Regions from separate parts of the Homo sapiens genome. Here regions 2 and 3 are each linked to region 1. Evidence: chromatin loops called from intact Hi-C (ENCODE). Cell type or tissue: prostate gland. All regions are shown on one strand. Region 1 has its middle 24 kb from the start of LINC01228. Region 2 overlaps MAFTRR (MAF transcriptional regulator RNA). Region 3 overlaps WWOX (WW domain containing oxidoreductase).

What was found. A loop is a pair of places that touch in the nucleus more often than their neighbours do. Peaks named below come from ENCODE experiments on the same cell type or tissue, not always from the same donor. Only the 100,000 strongest peaks of a DNase experiment are listed, where the experiment ranks them.
Region 2: a loop joins it to region 1, with 2.0 times the contacts of the local background. A loop is called at or near these places in 1 of 110 quality-filtered maps.
Region 3: a loop joins it to region 1, with 2.8 times the contacts of the local background. A loop is called at or near these places in 1 of 110 quality-filtered maps.

Annotation. Positions count from the first base shown.
Region 1 is chr16:79,847,409-79,855,408 of GRCh38, reverse strand. No RefSeq gene overlaps it. Among named protein-coding and RNA genes, the nearest start is that of LINC01228, 24 kb to the right of the region's middle. In prostate gland, no CTCF peak of the experiment used is centred here; DNase peaks (open chromatin) are centred at 4,600, 4,898, 6,048 and 6,438; H3K27ac peaks cover 2,739 bases.
Region 2 is chr16:79,718,335-79,726,334 of GRCh38, reverse strand. It overlaps MAFTRR (MAF transcriptional regulator RNA), which reads left to right. Exons shown (of 6, transcript NR_104663.1): 6 at 4,714-5,023. It overlaps LOC105371356 (a long non-coding RNA gene), which reads right to left. Exons shown (of 5, transcript XR_001752268.2): 5 at 1,250-2,806. Among named protein-coding and RNA genes, the nearest start is that of LINC01229, 48 kb to the left of the region's middle. In prostate gland, no CTCF peak of the experiment used is centred here; a DNase peak (open chromatin) is centred at 4,834; H3K27ac peaks cover 1,546 bases.
Region 3 is chr16:79,060,316-79,068,315 of GRCh38, reverse strand. All of the region lies in intron 8 of WWOX (WW domain containing oxidoreductase), which reads right to left. Among named protein-coding and RNA genes, the nearest start is that of MAF, 540 kb to the left of the region's middle. In prostate gland, no CTCF peak of the experiment used is centred here; no DNase peak of the experiment used is centred here.

The DNA.
Region 1 (8,000 bases):
AAAAAAAAAAAAAAAAAAAAAAAAAAAAAAAGAAAGGCATAGGTTGCAATCCTAGTCTCTGACAAAATAGACTTTAAACCAACAAAGATCAGAAAAGACAAAGAAGGTCATTATATAATGGTAAAGGGAACAATTCAACAAGAAGCGCTAACTATTCTAAACATACATGCACCCAATACAGGAGCACCCAGATTCATAAAATAAGTTCTTAGAGACCTACAAAGAGACTTAGGCTCTCACACAATAATAGTGAGAGACTTTAACATCTCACTGTCAGTATTAGACAGATTAATGACACAGAAAATTAACAAGGCTATCCAGTATTTTAACTCAGCTCTGGATCAAGTGGACCTAGTAGATGTCTACAGAACTCTCTACCCCAAATCAACAGAATATACATTATTCTCAGTGCCACATGGCACTTATTCTAAAATAGGCCACATAATTAGAAGTGAAACAGTCCTCAGCAGATGCAAAAGAACGGAAAAAATAAAAACAGTCTCTCAGACCACAGTGCAATCAAATTAGAACTCGGGATTAAGAAACTCACTCAAAAGCGCACAATGTCATGGAAATTGAGCGACCTGCTCCTGAATGACTCCTAGTTAAATAGTGAAATTAAGGCAGAAATCAAGAAGTTCTTTGAAATCAATGAAAACAAAGAGACAGCATTTCTGGGACAGAGTCTCTGGTAGATGGCTAAAGCAGTGTCAAGAGGGAAATTTATAGCACTAACTGCCCACATCAGAAAGCTAGAAAGATCTCAAATAGACACTCTAACATCACAATTAAAAGAGCTAGAGAGCTGAGAGCAAACTAATCCAAAACCTAGCAGAAGACAAGAAATAACTAAGATCAGAGAAGAATTGAAGGAGACAAAGACATGGAAAACCCTCCAAAAAAATCAATGAATCCAGGAACTGGTTTTTTGGAAAAACTAATAAAATAGTCAGAATGTTAGCAGGACTAATAAAGAAGAGAGAAGAATCAAACAGACGCAATAAAAAGTGATAAAGGGTATATTACCACTAACCCCACAGAAATGCAAACTACCATCAGAGAATACTGTAAACACCACTATACAAATAAACTAGAGAATCTAGAAGAAATGGATAAATACCTGGATGCATACACTGTACCAAGACTAAACCAGGAAGAAGTCAAATCCCTGAATAGACCAATAAAAAGCTCTGAAATTGAAGTAGTAATTAATAGCCTACCAACCAAAAAAAAGCCCGGGACCAGATGGATTCACAACTGAATTCTACCAGAAATACAAAGAGAAGCTGATACCATTCCTTCTGAAACTATTCCAAATAATTGAAAAGGAGGGAATCCTCCCTAACTGATTTTATGAAGCCAGCCTCATCCTGATACCAAAACCAGGAGGAGACACAACAGAAAAAGAAAACTTTAGGCCAATATCCCTGATGAATAACAATGTGAAAATCCTCTATAAAATACTGGCAAACCAAATCCAGCAGCACATCAAAAAGCTCATTCACCATGATCAAGTCAACTTCATCCCTGGGATGCAAGGCTCGTTCAACATACGCAAATCAATAAACGTAATCCAGCACATAAACAGAACCAAAGACAAAAACCACATGATTATCTCAATACATGCAGAAAGGGCCTTTGATAAAATTCAACATCCCTTCATGTTAAAAACTCTTGATAAACTAGGTATTGATGGAACATATCTCAAAATAATAAAAGCTATTTATGACAAACACATAGCCAATATCATATTGAATGGGCAAAAGCTGGAAGCATTCCCTTTGAAAACCAGTACAAGGCAAGGATCCCCTCTCTCATTACTCCTATTCAACATAGTATTGGGGGTTCTGGCCAGTACAATGAGGCAAGAGAAAGAAATAAAGCGTATTCAAATAGGAAGAGAGGAAGTTAAGTTGTCTCTGTTTGCAGATGACATGATTTTATGTTTAGAAAACCCCATCATCTCAGCCCAAAAACTTCTTGGACTGATAAGCAACTTCAGCAAAGTCTCAGGATACAAAATCAGTGTGCAAAAATCACAAGCATTCCTTTACACCAACAATAGGCAAGCAGAGAGCCAAATCATGAATGAGCTCCCATTCACAATTGCTACAAAGAGAATAAAATACCTAGGAATACAGCTAAGAATGAATGTGAAGAACCTCTTCAAGGAGAACTACAAACCACCACCCAAGGAAATAAGAGAGGACACAAACAAATGGAGAAACATTCCATCCTAATGTATAGATAGAATCAGTGTTGTGAAAATGGCCATACTGCCCAAAGTAAAGATTCAATGCTGTTTCTATCAAACTACCATTGACATTCTTCACAGAATTAGAATAAACTATTTTAAATTTCATATGGAATCAAAGAAGACCCCGTATAGCCAAGAGAATCCTAAGCAAAAACGACAAAGCTGGAGGCATCATGCTACCTGACTTCTAACTATACCACAAGGCTACAGTAACCAAAACAGCATGGCACTGGTACCAAAACAGACATATAGACCAATGGAGCAGAACAGAGACCTCAGAAATAGCAACACACATCTACAACCATCTGATCTTTCACAAACCTGACAAAAATAAGCAATGGGGAAAGGATCTCTTATTAAGTAAATGGTGCTGGAAAACTGGCTAGCCATATGCAGAAAACTGAAACTGGACCCCTTCCTTATGCCTTGCATAAAAATTAAGATGAATTAAAGACTTAAATGTAAAACCCAAAACCATAAAAATGCTAGAACAAACCTAGGCAATACCATTCAGGACATAGGCATGGGCAAAGACTTCATGACAAAAATGCCAAAAGCAATTGCAAAAAAAAAAAAAGCAAAAAAATGACAAATGGGATCTAATTAAACTAAAAACCTTCTGCACAGCAAAAGAAACTGTCATCAGAGTGAAACAGGCAACCTACAAAATGGGAGAAAATTTTTGCCATCTACCCATCTGAGAAAGGTCTAACACCCAGAATTTACAAGTAACTTCAACATTATTTCCAAGAAAATAACAACCCCATCAAAAAGTGGGTAAAGGATATGAACAGACACTTCTCCAAAGAAGACATTTATGTGGCCAACAAACATGTGAAAAAAAACTCAACATCACTCATCATAGGAGAAATGCAAATCAAAACTACAATGAGATACCATCTCAAGCCAGTCAGAATGGTAATTATTAAAAAGTCAGGAAACAATAGATGCTGGTGAGGCTGTGGAGAAAGAGGAATGCTTTTACACTGTTGGTGGAAATGAAAATTAGTTTAACCATTGTGGAAGACAGTAAGGTGATTTCTCAAGGATATAGAAGCAGAAATACCATTTGACCCAAAACCAAAGGAATATAAATCAACTACTATAAAGACACATGTACACATATGATTATTGCAGCACTATTTACAACAGCAAAGACATGGAACCAACCCAAGTGCCTATCAATGATAGACTAGATAAAGAAAATGTGGTACATGTACACCATGGAATACTATGCAGCCATAAAATGGAATGAGATCATGTTCTTTGCAGGGACGTGGGTGAAACTGAAAACCATCATCCTTAGCAAACTAACATATGGAAAGAAAACCAAATACCACATGTTCTCATTCATAAGTGGGAGTTGAACAATGAGAACATGGAAACAGACAGGGATACAACACACACCGGAGCTTGTTGGGAGGTAGGGGATGAGGGGAGGGAACTTAGAGGACAGGTCAATAGGTGCAGCAAACCACCATGGCACATGGATAACTATGTAACAAACCTGCATGTTCTGCACATGTATCCCTTTTCTTTTTAGAAGAAATAAAACAAAAATCCACAAACTAAGATAAATATAATTTTTATATTATATCCAAATATACAAGTCGTTCTGACATATTAATAAATAAAAGACACACTAAACAATGGGAGGAGGAAGAGGGAGTAGTTCAATGACAAATGAAATTCAAAGAATAGAAAACCCAAACATTGGATAAAAATATTCCCACCATTTTCCTTGTTGTCTTACAATGCCTTCTAGGACTTAACACCAAACACTGAGGTCTGTCTCTAGACTCGCTGCTGTTTCTGTGGTCTACTGCTGGTCTCTGCGACTTCATCACAATGTTTTGATACTCTAAACCTGTGCTGTCTGGTGATGGGTCACCACATGGGTCACAATGACATGTAGCTATTTAAGTTCAATTAAAGTAAAAATTAACTTCCTCAGTCAGTCTAGCTATATTTCAAGTGCTCAGTAGCCACATGTGACCCAAGGCTACCATATTAGAGTAGCATAGCTAGAGACCATCTCCATGATTGTAGAAAGCTCTGTTGGACAGCACTGCTTAAATGTATAAGTCTTAGTATCATTATAATAGAGCAAGTCTCCTTTCTTTCTTTCTCCTCTTTAAAATTGCTTGGGCTCTTTACTTTTCCAAGTAAATTTTAGAATAAGTAATCAGGGAAATGTAAATTAAAACAACAATAATATTCCACTCTATGGCAAGAAAAATGAATGCATTACATGCATCCAAATAGAGAGACCTGAACATAATGTAAATGCGTGAGAAGAGCAAGTCGCAAAGTGTGTGTGTGTGTGTGTGTGTGTGTGTGTGTAGGTGTGTAGGTGTGTAGGTGTAATGCCATGAAATAATTTAGATGAAACTTAAAAACACACCAAATAGCCATTCTATTTATTTTTCATGGATCATAATAACAGTTAATAAATATTAAGCATTTATTTTTTTCCAGGCTCTGCTCCAGACACTTTAAATGTATCAACATTTGATGATTGCACATACAGTTGATTTACTATCCCCTTTTTTATTTGACTGAGACAGAGCAAAGTTAAGCAACTTCTTCCAGGTTACTCAGCTAGTTGTTACAGAGTTGGAGCTGAGAGCCAGGCTGGCTTCCAAGTCTGTGCTCATAAACACGGTGCCATCCTGGATTCAGACCAAACGACACCAAACATGGAAAGGGATGTTTCTAGACGTGGAGAAAATAAAATAGAAATGGTCTTTGGGGCTTTACCTTCTATATAATATATTTTAGAGAGAGAAAGAGAAGAGGATCAGGGAGAGAGAGAAAGAATGGGATATCCAGCTACTCGGGAGGCTGAGGCAGGAGAATGGCGTGAACCCAGGAGGCGGAGCTTGCAGTGAGCCGAGATCGCGCCACTGCACTCCAGCCTGAGTGACACAGTGAGACTCCGTGTCAAAAAAAAAAAAAGAAAAAAAAAAAAAAAGAATGGTACATCCACAGAAAAGACAGGGGAAAATGTTAACATCGGTCAGATCAGATTGGCCAGTATATGGGGGTCTATCACTTTTTGTTTGAGTAAAACATAAAATACTTTTTAAATTAACAAGTTAAAAAACAAAGGTTATATTAATGGGTGGCATAAGGCTTCCCAGACTTGCTTTTGATCTGTAGTTTGCTAACTAGACTTCTATGTTGCCAAGCGTCACCACTCTCGCTTTGCAGAGTGAGATGTGGAAGTTGAAGGGTTTTTGAGGGGCAGCTGAGAGGGACACAGAACCAGGTGAAAGGAGAGACTGCAGACGAGGTGGTTGGGGTACACCAAAGGGAGGAAGCAGCAGCTGTAGGAGGAGTGGGGTCAAGGATGTTTACAAGAGACTTCCAGAAACCCTGTGGGGTTTGATGTAACCCCCTCTTCCGTTTCCCCAGGAAAGCTTCAGTCAAAGCTACACCACTTTCCATTTCTTCAGCTGTCAGATACGGTTTTCTTTTGGCACGTGGAGAAAAGTTGAGACTTGCCTCAGAGGGACCATGGCCTGGACAGCTGACCAAGTGGGTGCAGTCGTGCTCAGGGTCTATATCCACATAAAGTGACTCTTCTGGGTACCTAGCAGGCCTCTAATGTGGCATCACTGCATCCCACGGAGGTCTCTTCTCACCCGAGGCTTTCTGTCATCTGATGAGCTAGGTGCTCAGGTTTCATGCCCATGTCACTGCGCTCCAGTGGCTGCCAGGTAGCCTCTCCGCCCCAGCATCACCACAGAGAGGCTCTTTGGCTGTCGCCCTGATGCCCGCTCACGTGTGGGGCTTCTTGCACAATTGCTGTCCTGGGAGCAGACAAGTGGGAGTGGCAAGGTGGGGCCCACACGGGCAGGTCTGGGGCAGCTCAACCGTGTGAATGGCAGACAGCCGCCAGGCCTCCAGGAGCTGGGGAGCTGGGCTGCTGCAGGACCAGCGGGAAGGTGGGAAGGCAGGATAAGTTGGTGGTGAAAGGGCCTTTGGAGGGAGGTCCACACTGCATCCTCTGCCTACTGTGAGCAAAGGACCCAGCCCCAGCCTGCTGATTTATGGCTTCTCTTCTGTGAGCTCATCAGTGATTTTGGAGCAGGTTCATAAGAAGCAAATGCCTTGTAAAGGCACAGTCTAGCTCTGGCTCTGCCACAGCCTCTCCTGGGAGCGAAAGGAGGTTTCCCATTCCTGGGGCGTGGTTGGCCTGCACTCCCCTGCACACCAACAGCAGGCCTCACGCCACTTTGCAGAAGCCGGAGACAGAGCTGTGTGGCTGGGCTTCAACATGTGCCAACACGCTATTTACAAGGCGAGAAGCTCTGGAGGAAAATGATAAAATGTTGTTTTTTAGGATATTTTGCAATTACATTAAGCCCTGTGAGCCTCAGTGAAGAATGCAGCACTGTGAAAGCTTCCAGACCTTACCAGACAGGGATTTGGGGCCAGCTGAGAGGTGATACCACCTGTCATCATTTGTTCTTTCTTCTGCCTGGGCTACCTGCTCCCGGACACCTCTGTACCCTAGCTCGAAGCTTTGTCTCATATTTCAGGATCCGCGCAATAGGCAGGATCAGCTAACCTATAGAACACAGCCTCTGGGTTAGACGAAACTCAGTGAGGACTTGTCTTAGTTCAGGTCCTTGGTCCTTACATTTTCTGAGCTTCAATCTATTCATCAGAATGGAAGCCCTCCCTGCTTTGACGAGTTTCTAAAACTGGAAATAAGAGTATTTTCATGTAATTAGCCTTCCTCATTAAATCTGTTAAGGACAATCAAGGACATTAGTTAATTTCCAGTTCTTATAGTAGTCCACATATTGTAGAGTCAACCATGAATTGTTCCTATCAGTTTGTTTTATTTAGTTATGATTAATGAAATTATCGTAGATAGGCACATGTGTTTTTAAAGTCACTTCTATCTCAAAAAATAAATATATAAAGAAAGAGATGAACTACACACACACACACACACACACACACACACACACACACACATCAAGTAGTACTGTGGGAAAATAAATAGGCTCTAGACAGACTGACCTGGGTCCTACTAGTCTTTCTAACATATCTTGACTTTGTGATCTTGGGCAAGTTGATTAACCTCTCTGAATCTGCTTTTGTTTATTCTGGAGACAGTATGCACAGTGATTAAGGGCTTTGACTCTGGAAGCAGATGATCTAGGTCTGAATCTCAGATCCATTACACACTCACTTATTTGTACCTCCGTTTTCCTGGTTGTAAAATGGAAGTGAGACTAGTACTTATCCCACAGAGATGCTGTGAGGACCAAATGAGCAAATGAAAACTCACATGATATAAAGGGCTTAAATGGTTGCCTAACACATAGTTATTAAATGACTGCAACATGGGAATAATAATGGAATCTACTTTAGAGGGTTGCGGTGAGGATGAGATGAGACAATGCACGTGAAGTACACAGCTCAGAGCCTGACACCCAGGTGCTGGTTACAACGGGAGCTGTTGCGGCTGTTATTTTTCCTTCAGGGAAGGAAGCAGAGAAGTTGGACTATGCACAGGTCACACTGCACACTCCTGTGGTGTACTGAGATCCATTCACAATTCTACATCACCAGGATCTAGGGATATAGGGGGGAGGGTGGACACAGAAGCGTGGGAGGAGAGGTGCTAGTGTCCCGGGAGAAGGGTCCAGAGAAGGCCAGGCTCTGACAGAGAGAGAAGCTGCAGAGGCCACAGACAGCAGCTACCTGGGAGGCTGTGCTTATG
Region 2 (8,000 bases), 130 kb after region 1:
TGAAATCAATCAGAGGAGAAACCAAGCCAAGATCTTGGCAAAAGCATGAGGAGGTCACAGGAGTGTGGGAAGACAGGAGTCAGGCTATTTATTCCTTGGCATCCCCCTTCTTGACAAGTTGGCTGTTCTCTCTACTGAAAGCCAGAAGCTTGGGGGGGAATGTACCTCCTCAACCCCTATCCATGCCACTGTATGTTATTTATTCCTCAAGTCCCGCCCTCACCTCAGTTAAATATCCCTTTAGTAAACTCTCCTCCCACTGCCCAGTTTTTGTATGTATCTGTTTTCCTCTACCCACTGCCTGATACACAGAGGGATGGGGTGATGGAGACCCCATACCAGGGATCTCAGGTGGGCAGCGCGTGGGGGCTTATCTAGGCAGGTACAAGGTGTATGTTAAGGTGCAAAGGATGGTGAACACTGAATAAAAATAATAATTATTAGTATTGGCATTTGCAAGCCTGCTTTTACCTAACTGGAAACTAGAATCTTTAGCTCCATAAGTTTGAATCCTGGAGAGACCAGAGCATTGCTACTTCCATTTTCCATAGGAGGAAACAGAGTCACTGCTTAGACCTAAGGCAGTTTAGCTATTAAATGGCAAGGTCAAAATTCAACTGAGGTTCTATCTATCTAATTCTGTCTCTGGATGCTCATTCAGACCTCTTTCAACCTCTCAGTGACAGAAACAGTCTGATGAGAATAAGATAAATACGTGGCTCAAGTACCCAAGTAAGTATCCCAGTCTCCGTTTAGAGGAGTTAAAAGGAAGAAAAACCTTAAACCCACCTACCCTTAGATCACAAGGGTCCTCTCTGAGGCCACCCTTTGGAGGAAGGGCTAGTGGAGCCATCTCTTTTGTACAAGGAACTTCCTTGAGCTCCTTTAAACTGCAGAAAGCACCCCGCCATGTTAACTGGAACGCCCTTTCCAAGTGCAGCCAGAATCAGATTTTAGAAACTCTCTGGGCTTCTCTGAGTTAATAACTGTCTATCTTGCACCTGGCTGGCCTGCACGCCTCTGGGTCCTGAACTCTGGCCAGCAGCTATATCTGAGCTGGGGCCCACCTGCTCCTTGGAGAGTTGAAGCCTCCAGAATGAGCACGCATTAATGTGATTTCCTTGTGGTTAGGATGCTGAAAAGGCCTAGTGTGGCTCTAGAAGAAAATCATGGCATCAGGCATGCAGACCTGGCAAAGAATGTGCTGGAAAACCTGGCTGTGTGACAAACTTTTAGAGAAGGGAAGAACTTGCATCAATAAAATTTATTGCATTTTTAAATGTTTTTACATGTTTGTTATTAAATTTCTGGGAAAGATAGTACAGTTTAGCGAAGGGGGTGAAAAACACTGTCCCCCATCTTGAGTATAGCCTAGGAATATTTTTCTATATTTCTGTATAAATGCATATACACATTTTTTATTGTAAAAGTGTACATCCTGTTTACTCAAAGTGGAGTCCATGGACAGGTAGCCCTGGAATCACTTGAGAATCCACTGGAAATGCGTAATCTTGGGCTGACCCCAGATTTACCAAATGAGAATTTTAGCAAGATCTCCAGGTGGTGGAAGGGCACATAGACTATAAAGCTGAACAGTGTCCAATGGTGTGAATGTGCCATGAATAATTTCATTAATCTCCTTTTAGCTCGAAAAATTATGCTTTGTCTAAATTTTCATGATCACATGCTACAATACAGTGAAAAGTGCTACAAAATAGTCTTTTCCATTCAACTTTGTACAAACAATAATGATGGTGATCACCATTGTTACTATGATTTATTAAGTGCTAATTACTTGCTAGGCCCTGTGATGAAAGCTTTACAAGAATTCTCATCTCATCCTTATCATGGCCTCCTACAAAGGGGCTATCTCTCATTTAGAAGTGATGTTACAGAGGCATATTTTAAATAAAGTATTTCAAATAATTATGATATTTTAAATATTGATATTACTATGACCGATGATAACGGTGATAGCATGTATTGGTCACACGCTACAGAGACTGTAGTAACTGCTTTATGTTCATTTTCTAAATCTGAACTTCAAAGGCTGAAGAGGCAAGTGTTATTAAACTCTCAAAATCAAGGTAAACAAGCTCAGAGGTTAAAAATCTTGTCCAAGGTCACATCTCAAGATCACAGTAGAATCCCAGTCTGGATGTGGGCTTGCCCGTTCCTCCACTCTCAGTCATCATGGTGCAGGAAGAGGAATGTGCTAATTTGCTTTCAGTTCTTCAGTGCATCCTTGGGGCCTCACCTCTCTGTCACTGTTGAGCTCCTAAGCAGGCCATTCTTCTCCCCAAACCTTTGTGTGTGAATAGAGAAGGGGATTCACTATTCACACTGCACTGCCTCCTTGGGGGGATGGGCTTAGAGAACAGAGGATTTGTTCCTAATCACACATCTCCACAGCAGAGCTGCAGGCATCGGAATCCTCAGACATTCAGACTGGCCAGCCGTGTGGCAAATATCCCAGGACTTTGCTGGGAACAATGGGCACTGAACTGCAGGTGACCCGACCTGCTAATCGCTGCCTGATTACCAGCTAATCAGTGCCTTGTTTGGGACACTGAATCCCAATTCCCTTTGGACTGGGCTGGGCCTTGGCAGACAGTCACCTGGTTAATGTGGCAGGGGCGAGGCAGAGGGTCATGTGCTCCAGTGCACGGAGTGGCCAAAGGCCGCCTTTGGGGAAATGGTCACAGGGTCAGTCTCTCCCTCTGATCCTGGGCAACTATAACATTTGTCAACAGCATGGAAGTGAATCGAGGTGGAGAAGTAAAGGCCAGTGCCTCTTTCCTGAAACCTATGGAAAAAAACAAGTGAATCGACCTTTAAAGGCACAGAGAAAACGGAAGTGTTCTTTTTTCAGAATTTCTCAAAAGAAAATATCATCTGGGAGGGTGAATTAACCACCGTCAAGAATCCCATAGCTACCACCTCCATAATCAATATCATCACCACCTCATCACTCTTATCACTTCTGTCATGGTAACCATCACCCCACCCCTATCCTCACCATCACCACCACCTCCACCACTACCACTACCATAACCATTACCATCATCACCACCAGCAACAACGCTTCTATTTCCACCACCACCCCACCACCAGCCTCACCACCACCACCACCACCACCACACCACTACCTCAACAGTTGCCACCCTCTCTCCTACCATGGCGTCCACCACCACCACCACCACCACCACCATTACCACCAGCACCATCACCATCATGATCATCATCATCCCTCTCCCACCATCACCATCACCACCACCACCACCACCACCACCACCACCATCACCATCATCATCACCACTGCTGTCACCATCACCACCCCCTCCCCACCATCGCCACCACAATCACCACCACCACTATCACCGTCACCATCACCACTGCTATCACCATCACCACCCCCTCCCCACCATCACCACCACAATCACCACCACCACTACCATCACCATCATCATCACCACTGCTATCACCGTCACCACCCCCTCCCCACCATCACCTCCTCCACCGTCATCACCCCACCCCCACCTCCACCATTACCACCACCAGCACCATCATCACCATGCCCTCCTCACACCTCCCACCAACACCATGTCCCTCATCACCACCATCACCACCACCACCATCACTACTTCTGGCCCTGCTGCCACACCACCACCACCACCATAGTTATCATTACCATTACCAACACTGCCATCACTGCTACAACAATTACTACCACCATTATCACTATTATCACCACCCACACCACCATCACCAGCACCACTTCTACCACCACCAACACCATCACACCACTATGAGGACAACCACCTTCACCAGTTACTTATCATCATTAATTTCACCACCACCAAGAGCAGTGAAAACAATACCATCACTGCTGTTCCCACCACCATGACACCACCACGATAGCTGCCACGCCGAACTCACATTGCCATATCCCAAGGAAGCAGTTTAGAGTAGTATTTTTAAAACACTGGTTTGAGAGTCAGACCAATTTAGGATCTATTCCAAGAAGTACTAGTTGTTTGAGTTTAAATAATCAATTAACCTTTGAAACTTAATTTCCCCCCCACAAAAAAAAAAGAATAGAAACAGTAATAGAGCCAGCTCATAGGAATGTGGCTCATACTGAACATTTAACACAATGTTTGACCCATAACTCAATGAAAGTTCACTATCTTTATGATCATTATTTCTGCCCCAACTCCTTTTTAATACACAGCTGCTCCCCTAGCATTTTTGCTTGAAAATGGGTGAGGAAAGGACAATTTATCCCTTTATTTCTAAATGTCATGGGACCCTCTAGGCTGCCTGACATCCCTTAGAAGCGGGGGTGTGGTCATGGCAGTATGAGCTGAAGAAAGTTCCAGATTTGGACTCAGCTGTCTGGGTTTGAATCCAGATCTGCTTTTTAAAAGCTCTCTGACCTTCAAAATGTGTCTGTCCTCTCAGAGACTTCCTTTTCTGAAAAATGGGGAATGATCATCTTTTCCTTGAAGCATTTGGGGAGGATTCTATGAGATAAGATAGAGAAAAGCCCCAGCAGATGATGGGCAGAGAGTAGGTACCCAATGCATTGAGTAGACTTTGATTTGCTGGTATTTCAGTTTTGAATAAATAATTATAAGGAAGTGAAAAACGTATGCACTGCTCTAGAGAACCTTCTACTGGGGAATAAAATCAAGTCTTTCTCTCTTCCAGATGGAGCTGAGCCTGACACTCTAACCGGTTCTCTGGGTGTACTGCAAAGGTCTAATAAAAGGCACCTTTGCCCGGTTGCTTCAATTCTAGGAAGCTGTTCAATGTTTGACTATATTTCTCCATACTCATTTGAAAACAGTTCATCAGGTTAGTTCAGTTGAATTATTGCTCCTTGGGAGTTTTCCAAACCCTGGATTTCCTTCGGAGAGAGCTAGATTCTATTCCATTCTTGGAATTCAGCTCCTTGCCCTTCTCTGTGACCCCGGATCGCGAATGCAGTAAAAATAAAAATATCCTGCTGCCTCCTGCACTAAGAAAGGACTCCCTGGCCTCCTGCTTAGAGATGGAATCTCATCTCTTGGGATTTTCAGAGCAAGAATGTTAGACAAGCTGTCCTTTTTCCTTCTTCATTTCTACATTTTGGTCACCGACATTTTGGTAGCAGACACTAGCAATAATGGGTACTCCTAAAAGTATATATATGGTAAGAAGAAGAAAGGGAAAAAATATTCTATCCAATCACATTTGGTTCCTCCATACCCTGTATGAAGTGTTACTTAGTAGATTTTGTTAACCACGGTGAAAGAACTTTCAGCACAATTCCATCCATGGTCACTTAGCACAGACTACATATGGGGGAGTTAAGGGAGGCAGTGAAGAATTCTGAACCCACATAAACAAATTCCCTAGAATTAACTTTAGCAAATGCAGCACCTGGCTGGGGCAATTCTCAGATCTCCTAGGGAACACCAGGACAGGTAGACTGTCAGCCAGAGATGCAGTGTTTCATGTTCTGAGTTTTCTTTCTTGTAAAAGTCTAGATTCCACTACCAAGTAAGAAAGAAAGGATGCAGGAAAGAAAATTTATTAGCAGGTAGTCCACAAAGTGTCTTTCGAATCGTTTCAAATTTCACTTCCACCTCTATGGTCTTGAGTCCTTTGTCAGGGTGGACTGACCCCTCGAATTCCCCACCTACCTCTGGATAGGATCTAAAGTCTTATTTGAGCCAATTGCTACATCAAGGGTTTTATTGCCATTTAATTCTCCAAGCAACCCTGATTGCTTTGCCTTTTCTTATTTTTTTACCCAGTACTGCATTTTTAAAAAACTTCACACTCTGCTAATCAGTGATTCCAGATAATTGCTTCTAACTGCCGCATGGTATTCCATAAAGGGCACCTCTTTAATTTACTTTCCCATTTCTGCAGCTAAGGACCCCCTGGTTGCCTCTGTGGCCCAGCAATCACAGGTCTTGGCTGCATGAAATCCTCTTAGATTCCCTCTTCTGGACCCAAGGACCCAAGTGGGGATTCTTTGGGATATTCTGAAAGGGAACTACTGATTCTAATGTACATGGATGCTCAATTTTTGTGAGCTTATTCTTTAGATTGGCTTCACTTCTACAATCCTAAGAGCTGGACGTGAAAAGTCATGTGTTCTGACATCTTAGACTTGGCATTATCCAACTTGCCCATTTTTACCAATCTGATGAGTATAAACTTATAGCTCATTGGATTTGGTTTGCTTTACCCTGATTTTGAGCTTTGTATTATTATGTGAACCATTTGGATTTTTACCTCTGTGATTTACCTGTCATATTCTTTGCCTCTGTTTATTTTTGCTTGTTTGTTTCTTTTTTTATTTTTATTTTTGAGACACAGTCTCGCTCTGTTGCCCAGCCTGGAGTGCAGTGGCGCGATCTTGGCTCACTGCAACCTCTGCCTCCCGGGTTCAAGCAGTTCTCCTGCCTCAGCCTCTTGAGCAGCTGGGACTACAGGCACACACCATCGCACCCAGCTAATTTTTGTATTTTTAGTAGAGACGGGCTTTCACCATGTTGGCCAGGCTGATCTCAAACTCCTGACCTCAGGTGGTCCGCCCACCTCGGCCTCCCAAAATGCTGGGAGTACAGGCGTGAGCCACCATGCCCAGCCCTTTTTCTTTTTATTTCTTTTTTTTTTTTTTTTTTGATAGGGTTTTGCTCTGTTGCCCGGGCTGCAGTGTGTGGTGTTATGCTAGTTCAATGTAGCCTTGAACTTCTGGGCTCAAGCGATCCTCAAACCTCAGCCTCCTCAAGTAGCTTGGACTACAGGTGCACACCACTACACCCGGCTAACCTTTTTATTTTTATTTTTGTAGAGACTGGATCTCACCATGTAGCTCAGGCTGATATTGACCTCCTGGCCTTAAGTAATCCTCCCACCTTGGCCTCCCGAAGTACTAGGATTGCAGGTATGAACTGCCATACCCAGCCCTTTGCCCCTATTTCTGATGGATTTTTTGATCCTTTTCTTGTTAACTTACAGGTTACCCTCATATATCCTATACTGGCTGTTAGTCAGTTGTAAATGTTGCAGATATTGTGTTGCAATTTTTCAATTTTTAACTTCATCTTTACAATCTTTCATTAAAAAGAAATCCTCAACTTTTGTGTCATCAAACACTTTTTTTTTTTTTTTTTTTTGCTTTATATTTGGTAATTTTAGGTCTTTAGAAAGTTTCTCCCCACCTCTAAGTTGTAAAAATACTCTTCTAAATTTTCTTTTGTTAACCATATAAGCTTTCCTCTCATACTGGATATCCTATGCATCTGGAGTCCACGTTTGTGTACTATAGAAATATAGATGTTATTGGGCCGGGCGTGGTGGCTCACACCGATAATCCCAGCACTTTAGGAGGCCGAGGCGGGCAGATCACGAGGTCAGGAGATCGAGACCATCCTGGCTAACACGATGAAACCCCATCTCTACTAAAATACAAAAAATTAGCCAGGCATGGTGGCTGGCGCCTGTAGTCCCAGCTGCTCGGGAGGCTGAGGCAGGAGAATGGTGTGAACCCAGGAGGCGGAGCTTGCAGTGAACCGAGATTGTGGCACTGCACTCCAGCCTGGGCAACAGAGCGAGACTCCGTCTCAAAAAAAAAAAGAAATATAGATGTTTTTGTTCTCCATATGGTGAGCCAATTTCTCAATACCATCTACTAAATAATCTAACCATTCCCCATGATTTTTAAGCCATGTTAAACATATTTCAAGTCCTCATTTATAAAAAGGCCTGTCTCCTAGGCCTCTGTTCTGTTCACTGGTCTCTGTTCTCAAGCCAGAAGCAGACCAATTTTACGATGATGGTTTTGTAGAAGGTTAACATTTTGTAGGATAAGCCCCTCCTCCATATTCCTCTTCTTCACAGTTGGCCTAGCTCTCTGGGGGGACTTTACTCTTCTGTATCCATTTTAGCATTAATTTTTCTGTGTTCCACAACAAAAAATTTTAAAAAATACATCCAGC
Region 3 (8,000 bases), 790 kb after region 1:
CACCCCCAAGATGGTTACAGGCTTTACATGAGCTAGTTATGGGAAGTGCTTGACACAGTCATGGCATTCTTAGGCAGTTCATAAACATCATTAGTTACCGTTGCTACTATTTTTATAAGGATTACAGGGTCATTCACCCAATGCTCTCTCCTCAATCACTCTTACCAGATTCCACTAACATAAATGGTGTGTCCACAATGGGTTAGGGATCTTCCGGAGCCCCCCTCCCATCCCCTGTGCACTTGTACATGCAGCTAATAGCCCCAAAGACTGACCATGGCCAAGGCAAAGGCAGGAAGATCAATGAGAAAATCTGTGAGTTCTGCTTTTGTGCAGGCTTTTTTCTCAAAACTAATTATTTATTGGCTGATTTAGGTGCCTTGCCTGGATCACAGGCATTCCCAGGAGACGCCCTCTCAGGAGGCTAGCCTCTTTGGAAGGTTCCAGAAGGGAAGAGAAGGAAGGACTTTTCATTTGCAGATGACTCGCAACACTGTCAGCAGCACACTCATTCCATTCGAACCACAAAGTCCTCAGTAATACCCACTTCTGTGCATTTGCCAGGCACTACCATAGGCACAGCGAATACAGCTGCAGATGAGTTTACCTTCTTGCGGGAAAGACCAACCTGAAATGCACAAAAGCATAATATGCAGGTGGTGATAAGTGCCCCCCCCCGCCCCCCACCCCACCCACACGCACAAATTAAAAACCCAGGGCAGGCAGAGGATGAGCATGAAGTATTAGTACTATTCCATGTGGCAGTGGTCAGGGAAGGTCTCTAGTGAGGAGATGTCCGGGCAGACACTATAAAGGGTAAAGGGGTAGCCCTCACAGGAGCCGAGAAGAGCATCTCAGGTGGAGGGAAGCCCAAACGTGGAGTTTTCATAAAGTTTTTAAGAAAGGTCAAGGAGGTCAGGACAGCTGAAGCAGAGAGAGAGAAAGAGAGAGAGCGAGAGCAGACAACAGCCATTTTGATGTCAAGGGAGGAACAGGGACTCAAGTCATGCAGGACCTTGCAAAGGTTTTAGCTTTTACTCTGATTTTAGAAAACTTTGATCTGATGTGTTTTAAAGCAATCGTTCTCGATAGTGAATATCAGAATCACCAGAAGCAAAGACAGATCTCACCCAGAGCAAAGGGGATGGCCGGCCCTATGAAAGCTGGAGCCCCAGACAGGCCCTAGACAGGGCCTCCAAGGATTGCATCCAGCTATGCTCCTTTCAGGGAGACCTCACTAATAACCACCTTCTTATTCATTTCGCGGATGCTCCCTTCCAGAGCCGTCCTTCAACAGAGCACTTAACTGTGGCATGCAGAATGCCCTTTCAGAGATAGTTCATATCTCTGCCATCTCTGCCATCTCTGCCAACAAGCCAGTCCCATCTGCCAGTGTCTTCGACTGCAATGGTAGCTACCTTTTCAGCTGCTACTGTAGTCTGGAATGAAATCGAGGCAGCCAAGGCTTGAGAAAGTTAAACTGGAAAATGGTGACAAGCCACATTTGTATGGTACCTCGTTTGACCTGGACCATTGCCAGAGGGAAATTCTCCAAGGAGCAAAGTCCTTCTGGTAGAAGGCAGGTGGTCCCTTGAGGCGGCAGGCTCTCATGGCACAGAGCCTGAGAAATGCAAATTCGCCGATTGAATTAAGTGGGCACCTGAATGCTTGCTTAATCCGGCTCTATTGTTCAGTTCTGCTGGCCTTGCCAGCTGTAAAGAGGTGAGCTTTCAGAAATAAGGGGGAAAGAAATCCAATGAGGCTTCCTGGAAATTATTCCCTCCTTCCTTCCCTCCCTTCCTCCCTTCTTCCCTTCCCCCTTCCTTCCTTCTGTCCTTCTTTCCTTCCACAGATCCTATGTTGAGCTCAACTGTGAGCCTAATTGCGCACTTGATAATGATGTCAAAATGGTGACGAAGGCAGATTCCTTCCCAGCCCTGATGGAGTCTACTATGTCCCACTGGGTGACACAGATAATAAACAAGTACATGAGTAAAGCAGGTACTGCCTGTGCTCAGTGTGCGGGAGGAAGCAGGGCCTCATGACTGAGGATAACCAGAGGAGGTATGGAAGGTGGGCTTAAGGGAGGCCTCTCTGGAAGGAACGTCCCACGTGGAACAGTGGAGGGAGGGGAGTGATTTAGGAAGAGAGGACGGCAAACTCAAAGATTAGTAGATGAAAAGGTTCTTGGGCAGTGCACAAAAAGAAAAAGCAGGAGACAGGAGACAGGTGTGAAGGAGAAGCTGGAGGCTGCGATTATCAAAGGCTCCACAGATCATGATGAACAGACTGGATTTGGACTTTAATGTCCAAGGCAGTAGGGAAATGTTGGAAGGTGGTACAAAGAGGAGAGACATGAGCTAATGAAACTTTCTAAGGTATTCAAGAACAATGCCTGGGAGCAATGGTCATGAGAATGAAGCCACCTTTGTGAAATTGTGACCATAAGAGGAATATGACAGCATAGCTGACTCCATCTTGCTTCTAGCCCCACGGGCTGGCAGTCCTCACTCATCCCTGGGCATAGGGCAAAGTAACACTGGGAAGAATTTAGTTTATACTTTAATCTTAAAGCAAGAATGATAACAGCCTTTCCCGAAATGAAACCACCTTTGTAAAGCTCCTAAAAGGCCACAAGGTTAGGATTAGGAGAGGGGTCTGAATTCAGCTAAGATGTAGGCATAGGAGGTCACAAGATTTGGAACTTCCCCAATTATTCCTGTAGATAACATCACTATTGTAGAACCTAAGACTGGTTTTTTTGGAATGGTTTTCAGACTTTTGCATTTTGATGACCCACTGACCCCACCTAGGCCTGGGACTTGTGATTCAACTGGAACTGAGGCTGACCCAGTGCACGAGGACCATTTTCCACACTTCAATGATTTCATCCCCAACCAATCAGCATTTTCCATTCCCTAGCTCCCTTCCTGCTAAACTATCCTGGAAGAACACTAGCCTCCAAATTTTCGGGGAGGCTGATTTGGGTAATAATAAACTCCTGTCCTTTTGCTTGGCTGGACTTGTGTTAATTAAACTCTTTCTTTCCTGCCATAATGTCATCTCAGTGAACTGGGTTTTACCTGTGCAGCAGGCAAGAAGAACCCATTGAGCAATTATAAGAACTAAGGAAGCTTCCGAAGCCTTTGTTCACTCTATCAAGTTTTTACGGTTTATCTGCATTTCCCCATAGCGAAGAGAAACAAGAACACTAATAATAAGTAAGGTGGGAAGTGGAGAGTGAGTCCTAGAGACACACACAGGCATACACGTAAGTGCTTCCCTAAACAACCGACGAACTCCCAGCAACCCATTCACCCTTCGCACACACACAGGTGCTCAGGGGCATCCATGCTCCATCTCTATAAACACAGATTCCTGGCGCCATTTGCACTGGCCATCAGAACGTCCGTTATAAACTGAGTATCCTCCCAGCACATTCTTGTCTCTCTTCCAACACAACATTAGAATGCCATTCCAGGGCAGATAATTCATAAATAAGTTAAGCTTATTTGCATCCTTCCTCACACCCAGTGCTGTGAATGCCTTAAGCGTCTCCTGACCCACACACATGGAATAGTAGCCCATGAATTGTACACTCCTCCCTCAGGGCTGACTCTCTACTGTCACCATCTCTCATTTAATCCTTGCAGGAACACGAAGAGGTTGGCAGTGCCGGATGGACGGCTAAATAACTGCTTTGCTCCATGTCTTTCCAGGAAAACTATTTCCTGTGCTTGATAAGCCACATGAGAATCCGCAGAAACAGCTCCTGAAGATGCTCCAGGTGTCTCCACATCTGCGTTCCTAGACACGCCTCAAATCCCTCAACAAACGTGATGATGACGACGCATGGGTTCTGCAGGTGCTGAGTCAGCACTTTTCACGCATTATCTCATTTAATCTTCAAAATAACCTTTAGGTCTAGATATTATTCCTACTTTTACAGATAAGGAAACTGAAACTTACAGTGCAACCCATCGAATTCCACAAGCTATGCCCTAAACCATCATCTTAAATTCTCAACCAGGTTGTCTTTCTAAATGACTAAGGATGGGTTTGTATTTTCTTTGCCTTGTATTACAACACTTCGTATATGTCAGTGAAAGGACCCCACTCTTGTACAACAATATTACAAATTGCATCTAAACCCACATTTTGCCTGTGATGGAAGAAAACTCTCTATCAGCTAGAGGATTTATAAAGATCATTTACATAAACACTAGACATGTTGCTGTAGTGCCTTGTTGAGAACTAGAAAATTGTGCACACTTCTGAGGCTTCTAAAATACAAATATTTGGCAACTTGTCCTCAAATGGCCTGGCTAGAGTCATCTCCAGGAAAATCTGGGGTTCTAATTCATGCAACATTCTGGTTAACTGAAAATTGCCAGTTTTTGCTCCATACTAGTCTCATTATCTTTGACAATTCCTACTTTAAAATTGATTTCAGGAAGAGCAGCAACAGCTATCATCATCTGGTTGTTTAGGTTTCCCAACTCTTTAGGTCCCACAGAAATGGATGTTTGCTCTATTTTCATTTTCATTTTTATTTTGAGCTATTTTTATTCTGTTTTCTTCTGGTTCTTGAAGACCTGTGGATTTTTCACAGAGGTTTCTTGAGGTGCTGGCACGTCAATCCAAAAGAGAAGGAAAAACATCACTCTAGCGCGCAAGAGTCAGTGTTTCTAGTGATGGCTTAAAGGCCAAAGTAGACCCAACCTTGTTTCCAAATCCGCTCCTGGAATTCTCCATTTGGTTTTCCAGATATCCCTGAAAGGGGCCCAAACACTGCAGGCTTTTGTTTGGTTTTGTTTTATTTCTTGCTTTTGTTTTGTAGTTATTTTGTCCCTCCTATAGCAGAGACCAAGTTAGTTTATATCGTTTTGACTAATATTCCATATCCAGACTGGCAACCTGTGGACAGCATTCAGCCTGTTGTGATGTGATGGGGCCAAGATACGCACGCCAGGAAATATTCCGATTTCGGAACAAAAAATAAGAACACTTCAAAAACACGGCTATAAAGAGCAGAGGCGGCTTGGGCTGGGTAACCATATCTAAAACACGAATGTTGCTTTTTTATCCAAAATACCTCGAGGTCTATTTCACATACTGCAAGCAATGTGAACATTTCCTATCCCACTCCTTCTACTGAAATGAATCCTTCTTCAGCAGAAGTGGGGAAATAGCTCAAAAGCACCATCCAGATTTGGTGGGAGATTTGGCGCGGCACCAACTTTCAAACAGTATAATGGTTTATCAACCTCCCTCTTCTTTGCTGCATTCAACAAGCAGGGTACCTGCCAAAATCCTGCTAAAAATATCCTCGGCATCTGTAGCCCATCAGCCATCTCTGGCTGATTTGGGTGGGTAATTGACCTTTTGAGCAGGTGGACAGCCAGAAATTTATTTTTTTTCCTGGATTGAGTCTAAGTTGACTTAAAACAGATGTTCCTTCAATGCCGATTCGACATTTATAATGGAAATACTCTCAAGCACTGTTCAAGGGGCTGTTAGAACCCAGAATGCACAAAGAAGGGCCCTGTGATGTTCCGGGGCTGAAGGAGTTAAATAAAGCCACCTTCCTCCTCAGGCTGAAAACCAGGAGGTACCTCTTGCAAGGGAAATAGGAAAGGAAGCTGTCACTTCTTATTTTCAGGTTTGCAGAAAAGCCTTTTTTTTTTAAATGTAAACATTCATTAAACTAATTTGAAGTTGTCATTACTCTCCACCCCTGCTGTTTTATATCAGATTATTCCTAAGTGCTTGGTGAAGAATCCCATAAAGTCACACTCGATTCCTCTGCAGGGGATAATCGCATAGTTTGCACTGTGATTTACACCGCACGGCACCGGGAAGTGTCCTCAACTTTGAAAGGCCTTGGTTCCCTGGCAAACAGTCTCTGCCTTCCCTATGGAAATAAATCCCAGTTGTCCCTCCACGACTATTATGAGGTCCCCATTACCTTTTCTCCATCCAACTGAAGATAATTAAAAGCAGTTCAAAGCACATGCCAGAAGGTATTGGGCATTTTATTAATAAATGGAGAACTAAGAAAATGATATGTCCCATTATGGTTTTAAACTGTAAGATACACTTACGCTTCTTCCTCGCTTTCCCTCTCCCCAGTCTCCCCAACCTTGAGTCTGGGGCCCCCAGTCTCCCTAACCTTCAGTCTGGGGTGGCCAGTCATTCTGTGCTATGAGATCACGTGGGGTGGGGAGGTGTATTTCACCCTTGCATCTTCTAGCTGAAGTTTTGCTGATAAGGGCATCACAAACCATACTCTCCCTTGAAGAAAATGATTCTAAGGTGGGGAGGGGCTGTGAAAAGAATGCAGGCACTACAAGGGGAGGCTAGCGTCTGAAGTCCCACTTTCCCAATATCACAGTGATCCTCAGTTACTGTACATTCCATGTATGTAATGGGAATCATAGTGTCTACCAAGTAAGGCTGCCAAAACCTTGTCAGGAGGTGGTGAGTATACTCAAAGAACCCAGTACAGAGCCTGACATAGAGGCATATTAGCTATGATCAGTATTGCTGTTAATATGCTCAAAACCTTAACGACTCTAAGAGAAGTAGCCCTGAGCAAAATTAGGACATGCCCAGTTTGTTTTCAGTGCAGCTATAACTTGTCTTTTTCTTTCCTCCCATTCTTTGCCCCTGAACCAATACTGTCATGGATCAGTGCTCACACAGCCTTAAAATGGATCTGTTCTCTGTCCCAGTGTCTCTGAGTGTTACTTTCTAAATAAACTAACTCTCGTCCAGAAATCAGCAGCTTCTAATTGTTGAATGGGTATCCCCGCAGGTAAAATTTGCATTTTGCAAGAGATCTGAATGCTTTACACCCAGAGTGCCAAGTGCTTTGCTACTTATACCAGTCCTCCCACACTCACTGCACACATTCCAAGTGGATCGTGGAACTGCATTCTTCTTGGTTTGCCAAGCCCTTAGACGGGAGTAATCTTGTAATTCATCACCAGTCAGTGCCGGGCTAATATAATAAGATACTACTAAGCACAAATTGTAAAAATCCAGTCTGCACCAACCATAAATTTGGAATCCAGATAGGGCTTTAGAGTCCTTCCTAACATTTTAGGCAGTCAAGTCAGGCTTTCGGGTTGGCACACAAAATGAGATCTGGTTATCATTTCTCCCTCAACATAAAGGATTGAGAGACTGTGAGCACCATGGCCACCCAATGTACCTCTCTTGCGTTCAAGGGGCACGTCCCTTCGAGAGGCTGTGTGGTATGAATGTGAGTGTATAAGTCTGAATTCCAGTCTGAATGTTCTGCCATTTACTAGCTGTGCAAGCTTCAGCATATTCCTTAGCCTCTCTGTGCTTGTTTTTCCATCAGTGAAATAACAACATCTATTTCATAGTGCTTTTGGGTGGATGGAAGTTCTTAGAATGGCCCATGGCATACAATAAGCTTTAATTAACCAATATTCATTTCAATAAAATTATTGGCCACTATCCCTCAAATCACAGCAAACACCTAACTCTCCAAAGGCACCTGCAAGGAGACTGAGAGTCTTAAAAAACAGAGAATATGGACTAAAGCTATTCTCCATACAGTGACAATGGCCTCATTGGTTACATTAAACAAAGATAAAAATTGTAGCTCCGCTCGTAATTGGGTTTACAAAATGAGACTAGAAAATACTCTTCAAGTGTCCAGTTGCTTTTGAAGACATAAGACATATGTCACTGCATTCTTCTTGGTTTGCCAAGCCCTTAGAAGGGAGCAATCTTGCTATTCATCACCAGTCAGTGCTGGTCTAATATAATAAGATGCTACTAAGCACAAATTGGAAAAATTCAGTCTGCACAAAGCATAACTTGAAGCTTCTATCCATCTTCAGTGGCATCAGAAAGCACGGGCATCCATGCTGATACCATCACTTCAGTTTTCAAGAACCTTACCAATTAACGGCCAGTGGCCAAAAGCCTCACTGGAGAGGGACATGGGCTATAAAATGCATGAC